Regions from separate parts of the Homo sapiens genome. Here region 1 is linked to region 2. A link is an interaction called in ENCODE POLR2A ChIA-PET data of the cell type or tissue named here. Cell type or tissue: A673. All regions are shown on one strand. Links, peaks and the distances in the headings refer to the core of each region. The heading gives the core; the rest is flanking DNA.

Region 1 (2,500 bases), core at 1-2,500, 77 kb after region 2:
TTTTTCTTATGATGACTACTGTTACTTCAAGGAATGGAGTCCTATCCTTAAAAATAAATGGGTAGCAGAACAGCTGAGTGGTCCCTCTTGCAGCAAAGCTCCAGTCTGCTCATTTGCATCTGAGATGCTGATTTGTTTTAAACCTTAATTTTAATGTACCATTGATTATAATGCTTCATCAATTTAATAACAGCATTACGGGGAAAAAGAAATACCATCAAATTATATATACACAATGATTATAAGATGCATGACAATTTCAGAATCTGAAAATCTGAATGAGTCTTAAAATCTACTATTCATCTCCAACTTTTTATCCTTTGTTTCTTTTCTAATTTTTTTCTACATATCTCCAAAACACTTTTATAAAATATTTTAAATTACTCTCTGGCAGTCATTTCAAAAAAGAGAGAGAAATAATCATAGTAGAAAAAAAAAACTGTTGCTTTTAAATGATAATGTATGTTGATTGTTGAAAATTTGGGAAGTATACATAATTCCATTACCTGGAGATAATGAATTAATATTTTGGCGTATTTTCTTTCAGTCTTTTTTCTATGGATGAAATAATGTCATAGATACATAATGCTGTTTGCATATTACACTGTATATGTTAAGATCATACTACATATATATTTTTAATCCTGATTCTTCTCACATAACATCATATATAAGGTGTTCCAAGAAGATTAAAATTTTGGTAAATATCTCTTTTCATTACCACTTAACTATTGTGTGGTAAAAAATTAACTTTACCCAAAGAGAAGTCAGGCTTTGCCCTTGGCTACTGGACAGTGATCTCTGGCCCCTAAAATGTCCTATCTGAAAGAACAAGACTTCTGTCTTTGTTCCTCTGGGGGCTTTGGCCACTGGAGAGTCTCACAGCATGATTTAGGATGGGGGCTTAATGGAGACTAAAGGAATTACCCCAAACTTCTGGAAGGAGCTGGGGACTAAAGGTCAGCAATACAGGCAATAAATGATCCAGCCTCAGTAAAAACCCTGGACACCAAAGGCTTGGGTGAGCTTCCCTGACTGGCAATACTTCATGCATACTGTCATACATCAATGCTGAGAGAGTAATGTGTCCCTCAGGACAAAGAAGCTTCAAGATTGGAACCCTCCCACATTCCACGCTTTGTGTCTCTTCCTCTGGCTGGTTCTAATTTCTATCTTTTTGCTACAATAAAACTGTAATTATAAGTATAGCACTCTCCTCAGTTTTGTGAGTCATTTCTACATTCCAGCAAATTACCAAACCTGAGTGTCATGGGCAACCCCCACATTTGTAGCCGGCTGGGATGATGTGAGGGTAATCTTGTGGGAACTGTTCTCTCTGTGCAGTTTGCCAAACTCCTTTGCAATTGGTATCAAAAGTCTTGAGCAGACTTGGCAGTGTGGAAGGCTATGCTCTTAATCTTGAGTTTGGCTAATTCCAGGTAACTATCTGCCACACATTCTAATTTATTCAACTTATTTAACCATTCTTTATTATAAACAGGATGCCAATTAACATCTTCATGCATAAAATTATATTTCTGATTACTTCCTAAGAAATAATCACTAAAAATAAAATCACTCGGATAAAGAGTATAAACTACATTTTTTCCCAAAGATTTTATTGATTGCTCATGTTTAAAGGGATTAAAATAATTTCTATTTCCATTATTTCTAGATTACTTTTCCTAATGACATTCTTAATTCCACTATTTCCCCTTAAAAAAATCAATTCTTTTATAATTGGACTTCATATCTTAAACTGTAGGACTCTTGAAATTTTTATTCATGAAATACAAAATTTTTATTTTTTTAAAGTTCGATTTTTTCTTTTTATAATTATTTTTTCTCTTTATAATTATTAGATTTAACTTGTTACCTTTCTTTTTCTAGTAATAATACTGGTAACCATATTCAATACCCTTTTATTTCCTTCTTTCTTTTTTTTTTTGAGACAGGGTCTCACTCCATCACCCATGCTAGAGTACAGTGGCACAATATGGTTCACCATAGCCTTGACCTCTCAGGCTCAGGTGATCCTCCCACTTCAGCCTCCTGAGTAGCTGGAACTACAGGCGTACACCTCCATGCATGGCAAATTTTTGTATTTTTTACAGAGACAGGGTTTTGCCATGTTGCCCAGGCTGTTCTTGAATTCCTGAGCTCAAATGATCCTTTCTTTTTTTTTTTTTTTTTTTGAGATGGAGTCTCCCTCTGTTGCCAGGCTGGAGTGCAGTGGTGCGATCTCAGCTCACTGTGACCTCTGCCTCCTGGGTTCAAGCAATTCTCCTGTCTCAGCCTCCCAAGTAGCTGGAACTACAGGTGCGCACCACCATGCCAAGCTAATTTTTGTATTTTTAGTAGAGACGGGGTTTCACCACATTGGCCAGGCTGGTCTCAATCTCTTGACCGCATGATCTACCTGCCTCGGTCTCCCAAAGTGCTGGGATTATAGGTGTGAGCCACTGCACCCAGCCGCAGCCGGCCGCCCCCTTTTATTTCT
Region 2 (9,932 bases), core at 4,026-6,525:
TCAAGAATGAACCCGCGGACCCTCCCGGTGAGTATTACAGTTCTTGAAAGCAGCATGTCTGGAGTTTGTTCCTTCTGATGTGTTAGAAGTTTGTTCCTTCTGGTTGGTTCGTGGTCTCGCTAGCACAGTACTGAAGCTGCAGACCTTCGAAGTGAGTGTGAGAGCTCTTAAGGCAGTGCGTCTGGAGTTGTTCATTCCTCCCGGTGGGTTCGTGGTCTCGATGGCTTCACGAGTGAAGCTGCAGACCTTCGCGATGAGCGTTTCACGGTGGGCGTTACAGCTCATAAACGCAGTGTGACCCAAAGAGTGAGCAGTACCAGGATTTATTGCAAACACCTAAAGAACTGTGCGGAACGGGACCCCCACCGAGGTGCCAAGGCGTGCTCTGGCAGCCTGCTTTATTCTCTTATCTGGCCCCACCCACATCCTGCTGATTGGTCCATTTTACAGAGAGCCAATTGGTCTGTTTTACAGAGAGCTGATTGGTCCGTTTTGAGAGGCTGCTGATTGGTGCGTTTACAATCCCTGAGATAGACACAAAAGTTCTCCATGTCCCCACTAGATTAGCTAGGTACAGAGTGCTGATTGGTGTATTTACAAAGCCTGAGCTAGACCCAGAGTGCTGATTGGTGCATTTACAAACCTTGAGCTAGATACTGAGAGCCAATTAGTGTATTCACAATCCCTTAGCTAGACATAAAGGTTCTCCAAGTCCTCACTAGACTCAGGAGCCCAGCAGGCTTCACCCAGTGGATCGCGCACTAGGGGCGCAGGCGGAGCCACCTGCCAGTCCCGCGCCGTGCGCCCGCACTCCTCAGCCCTTGGGCAGTGGATGGGACCGGGTGCCATGGAACAGGGGGTGGGGCTTGTCGGGGAGGCTCGGGCCGTGCAGGAGCCCACGGCGGGGGGCGGGGGAGAGCGGGGGGCGGCGGGGGGAGGGTGTGGGGGAGTGGGGGAGTGGGGGGTGGGCAGGCGGGTGGGGAGCGGGGGGCGGGCGGGCACGGGGGGGGCGGGCGGGGAGCCGGGGGGCGGGAAACTCAGGCATGGCTGGCTGCAGGTCCCGAGCCCTGCCCCGTGGGGAGGCAGCTAAGGCCCGGCGAGAAATCGAGCGCAGCGCTGGTGGGCCGGCACTGCTGTGGGACCCAAAGCACCCTCCGCAGCTGCTAGCCCGGGTGCTAAGCCCCTCACTGCCTGGGCGGGCGGCGCCGGCCGGCCACTCCAAGTGCGGGGCCCGCCACTCCAAGTGCGGGGCCCGCCACTCCAAGTGCGGGGCCCGCCACTCCAAGTGCGGGGCCCGCCACTCCAAGTGCGGGGCCCGCCACTCCAAGTGCGGGGCCCGCCACTCCAAGTGCGGGGCCCGCCACTCCAAGTGCGGGGCCCGCCACTCCAAGTGCGGGGCCCGCCACTCCAAGTGCGGGGCCCGCCACTCCAAGTGCGGGGCCCCGCCAAGCCCACGCCCACCCGGAACTCTATCTAGCTGGCGCGCAGCCCCGGTTCCCGCCCGTGCCTCTCCCTCCACACCTCCCTGCAGACTGAGGGAGCCGCCTCCGGCCTCGGCCATCCCAGGAAGGGGCTCCCACAGTGCAGCGGCGGGCTGAAGGGCTCTTCAAGTGGGGCCAGAGTGGGCACCGAGGCCGAGGAGGCGCCAAGAGCGAGCGAGGGCTGCCAGCATGCTGTCACCTCTCACCACCATGCCCTATTAATTTTTGTAGTTTTTGTAGAGATGAGGTTTTGCCATGTTGCTCAGGCTGGTCTTGAATTCCTGGCCTTAAGCAATCCACCCACCTCGGCCTCCCAAAGTGTTGGGATTACAGGCATGAGTCACTGTGCTTGGCCGAAAAAATAGCCTATCTTTTAAGAAGAACCTTGATGTGTCAGGAGAGGGGATGCTATAGTTGAGTCTGCAGAGGAGCAGGCATCACTGCCAGCTGTACCCCTTCCCTTCTGGTCTCTCAGCAAACCAGGAGAATAGAGTGAGAATGGATGTGCTGGCTGAAACCAGGTTGAGGATCTACTAGTTCTACCAGTTGAAGATCTTTGCTTTAACCAGTAAAACCTGACAGATTTCCCCAGCACAGTGTTCATGCTCAGGTTCTTTTGTTTTGTTTTTTTGAGGTGGGATCTTACTCTGTCACTTAGGCTGGATGGAGTACAGTGGCAGAATCTCAGCTTAATGCAACCTCCACCTCTGGGGCTTATGTGATCCTCCTGCCTCAGCCTCTTGAGTGGCTGGGTGAGTAGCTGGAACCACAGGCACATGCCACCACACCCAGCTAATTTATTTTTATTTTTATTTTTATTTTTTGTAGAGATGCGGGTCTCACCATGTTGCCCAGGTTGGTCTCAGACTCACGCTGAGGCTCTTCATCGGATTAAAAAAAAAGTCAACACACATTTACAGTTCATGTCCTATTTTCCGCAGCAGGAAGTATGTCTGTTAACAAGATTGCATCCTGAATGTGGCAAGTAATCAAGCAGATGAAAGCCTCATATCTTATGACAAATCTGTTGGATAAAACTACTGATATACTCTATCTTATTGTTTCTAAAATTATAACCCAAGATTAAGCTTCAGATGCAACAGGCGGCAAGGAGAGAAGCAATGGCAATGAATGAACCTGAGCTCGATCCTCTGAAGATACATACGTAAGCCATGGAGATAAAAAGACCATTCTATGGGGTATGAGTGATGGGAGTGACCGAAACGCACGATGTCCACAAGCACCAATAGTGCCTACCTGACTGTTCTTTTTGATTGAATATCTTACTTCAGAAGTCGGCATGCAGCTTGATACGTTCCCATTTTGTGGATAATCCAGATGTACCAGGTCTCGGCAGTGAGCATGACATATATATTTACCCTCTGAAAGAGAAAGCACGTTAGGTTCCCAGTTAGGTCTGTGTCGTTCTCTGTTCATCCAACAGGCCAAGGGAAATTGAACCCCCTCCCCTGCTCAAAAAGCCAGCATTCAACCTGGAATAATAAAAATGAGTTTGTGTGGGGCCCATCTGTTCACAAGGCAGAGCCATTTAACCTAGACTATCTTGGCCTCCTCTGAAATTCAATCACACTATCACTGAATATCTTTCACAAAGACAGGAGATTAGGCTACGATACATTTTTTTTCTTTTTGCAAGGTTTAAATTAAGACAACATTGGCCGGGCGCTGTGGCTCATGCCTGTAATCCCAGCACTTTGGGAGGGCAAGGCGGGCGGATCTATTGAGCCCAGGAGTTCAATACCAGCCTGGGCAACATGGCGAAACCCCATCTCTGTTAAAAATACAAAAATCAGCCAGATGTGGTGGTGGGTGCCTATAGTCCCAGCTACTTGGGAGGCTGAGGCAGGAGAATCCCTTGAACCTGGGAGGTGGAGGTTCCCAAGTGTAATCCCAAAGTGCTAGGATTACAGGCATGAGCCACCACACTGGCCTTACTTAGAAAAAAAAAAAATTCCAGCCTGGGCAACATGGCAAGACCCTATCTCTACAAAAAAAATACAAAAATTTGCCAGGTGTGGTGGCACACACCTGTAGTCCCAGCTACTTGGGAGGTTGAGTTGAGAGGATTGCTTGAGCCCAGAAGGTCGAGGCTGCAGTGAGCTTTGTTCAACCACTGCACTCCAGCCTGGGCAACAGACTGAGACCCTGTCACCAAACGCAGTGATGCAATCATAGCTTACTGCAGTCTTGACCTCCTAGGCTCAAGCGATCCTCCTGACTTGGCCTCCCAAAGTGTTGAGATTACAGGCATAAAACACCAGCACAGCCTCACCTATCAAATATTCAAAATTCATACATGTTGTAGCATATATCAGTTCTTCATTTCTTTTTACAGCTGAATAATATTCCTTTATATGAATGTAACACATTTTGTTTATTCTTTTATCTGTTGATGGCCATTTAGGCTGTTTCCCCTCTTTGGCTGTTATAAATAATAGCCAAACATTCATGGACAAGTTTTCCTGTGTACATAATGTTTTCCATTTTCTTGGATATATACCTTGGAGTAGGATTGCTGGGTCATATAGTAATTCTAAGTTTAACTTTTTGAGGAACTATCAAACTGTTTCCAAAGTAAGTATTTTTAAAACATTTACCTTAGCCACATTAAGACACATAAATAAGAGCTGCCACAATTTTATTCACCAGCAAATAGATTTCTCTCATCAAGAGTCTGGTAATGTAACCCACTGAAGACAGGTCTAACATAATGAAATTTTTAAGGAGCCGTCTTAAGAAAGAACTCCAATTGGCTTCAGTTGTAAACTTCACATCAGATACTACTTAAAATGAAGCCATTAGCCTGCCAACTATCTCATTGTTTCTAAAATTATAACACAGGGTTAAGCTTCAGATAAAACAGGCAGTAAGGAGAGAAGCAATGGCAATGAATGAATCTGAACTCAGTTCTCTGAAGATACGTATGTAAGCCATCGAGATAAAAAGACCATTCTATGGGCTATGAGTGATGGGACTGCCTGAAACCCACATGTCCACAATATTCTATCATACAGATAGACTATATTAACAGATTTAATAATAAAGTATATTAACTGATTTAATAATAAGTTTATTATTGGTCTATCTGTATGATGGAATATTGTGATCAGTAAATAATGTTGGAGAATAATAATATTTAATGGTATGAGAAATTTTTTTTTTCTTTTGAGACAAGGTCTCACTCTATTGCCCAGGGTGGAGTGCAGTGGGCAATCACAGCTTGCTGCAGCCTCAACCATCTGGGTTTAAGCAGTCCTCCCACCTCAGCCTCTGAAGTAGCTGTGACTACAGGCATATACTACCATGCTTGCCTAATTTTTGTATTTTTTGTAGAGATGGGGTTTCACCATGTTGCCTAGGCTGGTCTTGAACTCCTGGGCTCAAGTGATCCGCCCCCTTGGCCTCCCAAGGTGCTGGGACTACAGATATAAGCCACCGCACCCAGGCAAGAAATTGTTCATGAGAACAATCAAATTACAAAAGAGAAGATATGTTATGATTCTGCTATGGTTTGAATGTGTCCCCCAAATTTCATGTGTTGGAAACTTAATTCCCAAATTCATGCGTTGATAGTATTTGAAGGTAAGGCCTTTGGGAATTAATTAGGATTAGATGAGGCCATCAGGGTAGGGCCCCCATGATGAGACCGGTGGCTTTATAAGAAGAGTAAGAGACACCTGAGCTCACACACATGCTCCTGCCCCCTTGCCATGTGATGCCCTCTGCCATGTTATGATGCAGCAAGAAGGGCTTCACCAGATGCCCCTTGACCTAGAACTTACCAGCTTGAAGAACTGTAAGAAATAAATTCCTTTTATTTTTAAATTACTCTTTCTGTGGTATTCTGTTATAGCAATGCAAAACATACTAAGACAATTCCAATTTTTATTTTTATTGAGATGGAGTCTCATTCTGTCACCCAGGCTGGAGTGCAGTGGCATGATGTCGGCTCACTGCAACCTCCACCTCCCAGGTTCAAGTGATTCTCCTGACTCAGCCTCTTGAGTAGCAGGGATTATAGGCATGCACCACCAGGCCTGGCTAATTTTTTGGTATTTTTTAGTAGAGATGGAGTTTCACCGTTGGCCCAGGCTGGTCTCAAACTCCTGACTTCAAGTGATCCTCCCGTCTCAGCCTCCCAAAGTGCTAGGATTACAGGCATGAGCCATGGCACCCGGCCCCAATTTTTAAAAATATATACATAGAAAAAAGATAAGGATATATGCCAATGATCAATTCTGTTTGGTTGTTGAGATTACAGAGATTTTATGTTTTATTTGTGTTTTTTTTTGTGTGTTTTCTACAGAGCTCATGTAATTATTTTATAATCAGAACAATATTATTTATAAAGCATAATAGTCATGATGATGAGAATATTATAATTGTAAGAAATGGCACAGTTCTCAACTAAAAGGGTGGCAATTAGAGCTGAAGATGGAAAGTCAAATTTGAAAGATGCCTAAAAACTAGTGTTATGGGCTGAGTCGTGTGCCTCCAAATTTCAGATGTTGAAGTCCTAACCACTCGTACATCAACATGTGACTGTATTTGGAGACAGGGCATTTAAAGAGGTAGTTAAGATGTAATGAGGTCATGTGGATGGGCCCTAATCCAATATGACTAGTGCTCTTACAGGAAGAGGAAACTAAGGCCAGGCACAGCGGCTCATGCCTGCAATCTCAACCCTGTGGGAAGCTGACATGGGAGAATGACTTGAGGCCAGGAGTTTGAGACCAGCCTGGGCAACATAGGGAGGGATCCCATCTCTACAAAAAATAGAAAAATATTAGCTTAGCATGAGGTCACGCACCTGTAGTCCCAGCTACTTGGGAGGCTGAGGTGGGAGGATTGCTTGAGCCTGGGAGATTGAGGCTGCTGTGAGCTGTGATTATGCCACTGTACTCCAGCCTGGGTGACGGAGTGATCTTGTCTCAAAAAAAAAAAAAGAGGAGGCGAGTAGGACATAGACGACACACAGGCCAAGACGAAGAGGAGGCCATGTGAGGATGCAGCAAGAAGGTGGCCATCTGTAAGCCAAGAGGAAAGGTCTCAGAAGACACCAAACCTGCAGACATGTTGATTTTGGATTTCCAGACTCCAGAACTAGGAGAAGATGATTTTCTGTTGTTTAAACAACTCAGTCTGTGGTATTTTGTTATGGCAGCCTTAGAAAACAAAGACAGCTAGTATTGTCAGGATTTTGATATGGGAAGAGAGGACTCTAAAATGACTTCCAGGTCACCTTTCTCAAGGTAAAGACACTGATTGAGTTCTGGGTAAAGATTGAGTTCTGGGCAGTTTAAGCTTCAGATGCCAATGGAACTGAGCAGAGATGTTGAGTAAGAAGTTGGACGTGTGAGTCTTCAGGAGGGAGAGCTGAGATGGGGTTGGGAGATTGGGAGTTGTTTAGCTTATTAAGTTGTATGGGAAGTCAAGGGTGTGACTGAGAGCAGTCTGAGAGAGGGTGACCTATTTTTGGAAAGAGCACAGTTTGTGTGTCAGACACACTGGCTTTGAATTCTATCTCTACCTCTTTTTAGCTGTGAGACTTTGCACCCATTACTATCCTACTCAGAACCTCAACTTACTGTTTGTGAGACAGAGGGGATAGCAGGGGCCTCACGGGGTCTTAGGAGCTTTAAATGATGTACCACGTTAAGTTCTAGAATGTTCCAGAGTTGGAGTTTACACAAAGTGGCAGCTATTTCTATTTTAGTAAGAACTAGGGCAAGGAGAGAATACTGCTTCTGAAGAGGTGCTCAGAGGAAGGTGAGCATTGAGGGAGACTGAGAAGGAAAAGTCAGAGAGATAGGGGGAGAAATAGGCAAGAGTGTGGGGTAAGGAAGTCAAAATCCAAGAAGGCTTCAAGAAAACAATTGGTCAGCAATGTGATGTGCCGTAGAGAAGTCAAGAAGATGAGCACGGAATCCAGCACAGGAGATGTGGCCGTCAGGAAGTCTAGGGGCAAAGAGACCTCGCCTTGAAGTAAATGAGAGGTAAGGGAGTGGGTTTTAGGCGTAGGCCATTTCTTCAAGAAGTTTAACTCTGTTCTGCCAGGCAGTGGATGGAGTAATAGGACTGGATCTTGCCTGCAAAGAACAGAGATGTGACCACCAGCTATGTATTTTATTATTCAGTAAAACATAGACATGATATTGAAGGGAAAAGGGCACTGAATCCCTCACCTGCCTGCTCATCTTCTGTTTTCTACCCAAAATGGAACTAGAACTGAAATCCTATATAATTCCTTATTTAAATTCAAAATAGAATGGGATATATGATTCATTTCAATTCCTTATTCCATGTGCTTCTCCTTTGAAGACTATGCACCATTTTTTTTAAGTCCCAAGGCTCTCCTTTCTTATTTGAGAAATAGAATAAAGTTATTATGTTATTATTTATGTGTGTCTATGTGATAATAAAACCAACACAGACAAATTGAATTAGAGAGCTGTGTGCTGGTCAACAGTATTCTAAGAGGGAATTCACTAACAACACAGGAAACATTTATTCTTTTGATGCATTTTTGTTTCTCCATCATAATTATTTTTAACTTTTATCTCTACAATATCAGCCTACAGCAGACCCACTATTTTCTTCCATTAAAAACCTACTTTAAAAAAGTGAAAACAGGCTGGGCACGGTGGTTCATGCCTGTAATCCCAGCACTTTGGGAGGCCGAGGCGGGCAGATCACGAGGTCAGGAGATCGAGACCATCCTGGCTAACAAGTCACTACTAAGGTGAAACCCCATCTCTACTAAAAATACAAAAAAACTAGCTGGGCATGGTGGTGGGTGCCTATAGTCCCAGCTACTCGGGTAGCTGAGGCAGGGGAATGGCGTGAACCCAGGAGGCGGAGCTTGCAGTGAGCTGAGATTGTGCCACTGCACTCCAGCCTGGGCAACAGAGCAAGACTCCGTCTCAAAAAAAAAAAAAAAAAAAAAGTGAAAACAGGCTGGGTGCGGTGGTTCACACCTGTAATCCCAGCACTTTAGGAGGCCAGGGTGGGCGGATCACCTGAAGCTGGGAGTTTGAGACCAGCTTGACCAACATGGAGAAACCCTGTCTCTACTAAAAATACAAAATTAGGTGGGTGTGGTGGTGCATGCCTGTAATCCCAGCTACTCGGGAGGCTGGGGCAGGAGAATCACTGGAACCCGGAAGGCAAAGGTTGCAGTGACCCAAGATCATGCCATTGCACTCCAGCCTGGGCAATAAGAGCAAAACTCCGTCTAAAAAAAAAAAAAAAAGTGAAAACAAAACCTATGCATGTCCAGACACAGTGGCTCCTCATGCCTGTAATCCCAGCACTTTGGGAGGTCAAGGTGAGAGGATTGCTTGAGCCCAGGAGTTCGAGACCAGCTTGGGCAACATGGAGGGACCCTGTCTCTACAAAAAAATACAAAAAATTAGCTGATGTGGTGGCGTGTGCCTGTAGTTTCAGCTACTCAGGAGGCTGAGGTGGGAGGATCACTTGAGCCTGGGAAGTTGAGGCTGCAGTGTGCCATGATTGCACCACTGCACTCCAGCCTGGGCAACACAGCAAGACTGTGTCTCCAAAAAAGAAAAAAGGGGAGCTATTTATCCCTTATTGTAAATGTTGTTTATTTTGTTTTTTTTTTTAGAGACAGAGTCTCACTCCATCAACTAAGCTGGAGTGCAGTGGCATGATTGCAGCCCTGAACTCCTGGCATGAGCCACAGTGCTTGGCCATAAATGTAATTTTAATAGAATGGAATGCTCTTATATGGACCACCGATTTGCAGGATTAGCACTGACTCATAAGACTCAAAGGAACTTTGGACTGCCATCTATTGAATTTCATCTATATTAAAAGGTACTTTCCTTTTTTTTTTCATATAAACGTCTCTGAAATGAACATACATTTTATCATCAATGACACAGCATGCTGAAATTGACAGCATTTTCCTTAGTGGTACATAAAATGACGGTGTACGTCACAATAGATGGTGCCTTAGAGATGAGGAAATATGGTAATGCTATGCCTTACTACAAGGCAAGCTATTCTAGAAATACAACTACTTACTGGTGTTGTAAGAGCCTCTAGATAATGGTAGTAAGATGGTCACGTGGCAAACACACAGCCTGGCAACATTTTCCATAGCTTAGCATGAAGACAGGCATCTCGCTATCCACAAACAAGCAGGTCATGGCTTAAGATCAGGTAGAATTCCTCTCCAAGTCCATTCCACCCCTTCCCACCCTAAAAATACCATTGTCTCTCTCTGTCTCTCTATTCTCTCTTTCTCTCTCATACACACACATATACCTGCTCCTTGTGAGCTTCCTCCTTCCTACTACCAGCCTTGCAGAGGTCCTTACTAGCCTTGGGGTTGCTCATTTATCAGCCACTGGTGAGAGTAAAGTGGGAAATCCCCTCTTTTACTTAATATTTGATTTATTTTAT

What was found. Peaks named below come from ENCODE experiments on the same cell type or tissue, not always from the same donor. Only the 100,000 strongest peaks of a DNase experiment are listed, where the experiment ranks them.
Region 1: POLR2A ChIA-PET joins it to region 2 with 8 read pairs; 8 of 35 experiments call an interaction of 5 or more read pairs at or near these places.

What each region holds. Positions count from the first base shown.
Region 1 is chr12:64,460,528-64,463,027 of GRCh38, reverse strand. All of the region lies in intron 3 of TBK1 (TANK binding kinase 1), which reads right to left. Among named protein-coding and RNA genes, the nearest start is that of TBK1, 9.7 kb to the right of the region's middle. In A673, for the core only: no CTCF peak of the experiment used is centred there; a DNase peak (open chromatin) is centred at 1,187; H3K27ac peaks cover 1,029 bases.
Region 2 is chr12:64,534,512-64,544,443 of GRCh38, reverse strand. It overlaps LOC105369803 (a long non-coding RNA gene), which reads left to right and starts at 7,264. Exons shown (of 4, transcript NR_188079.1): 1 at 7,264-7,498; 2 at 9,130-9,341. It also overlaps a transcript of RASSF3 not described here. In A673, for the core only: no CTCF peak of the experiment used is centred there; no DNase peak of the experiment used is centred there.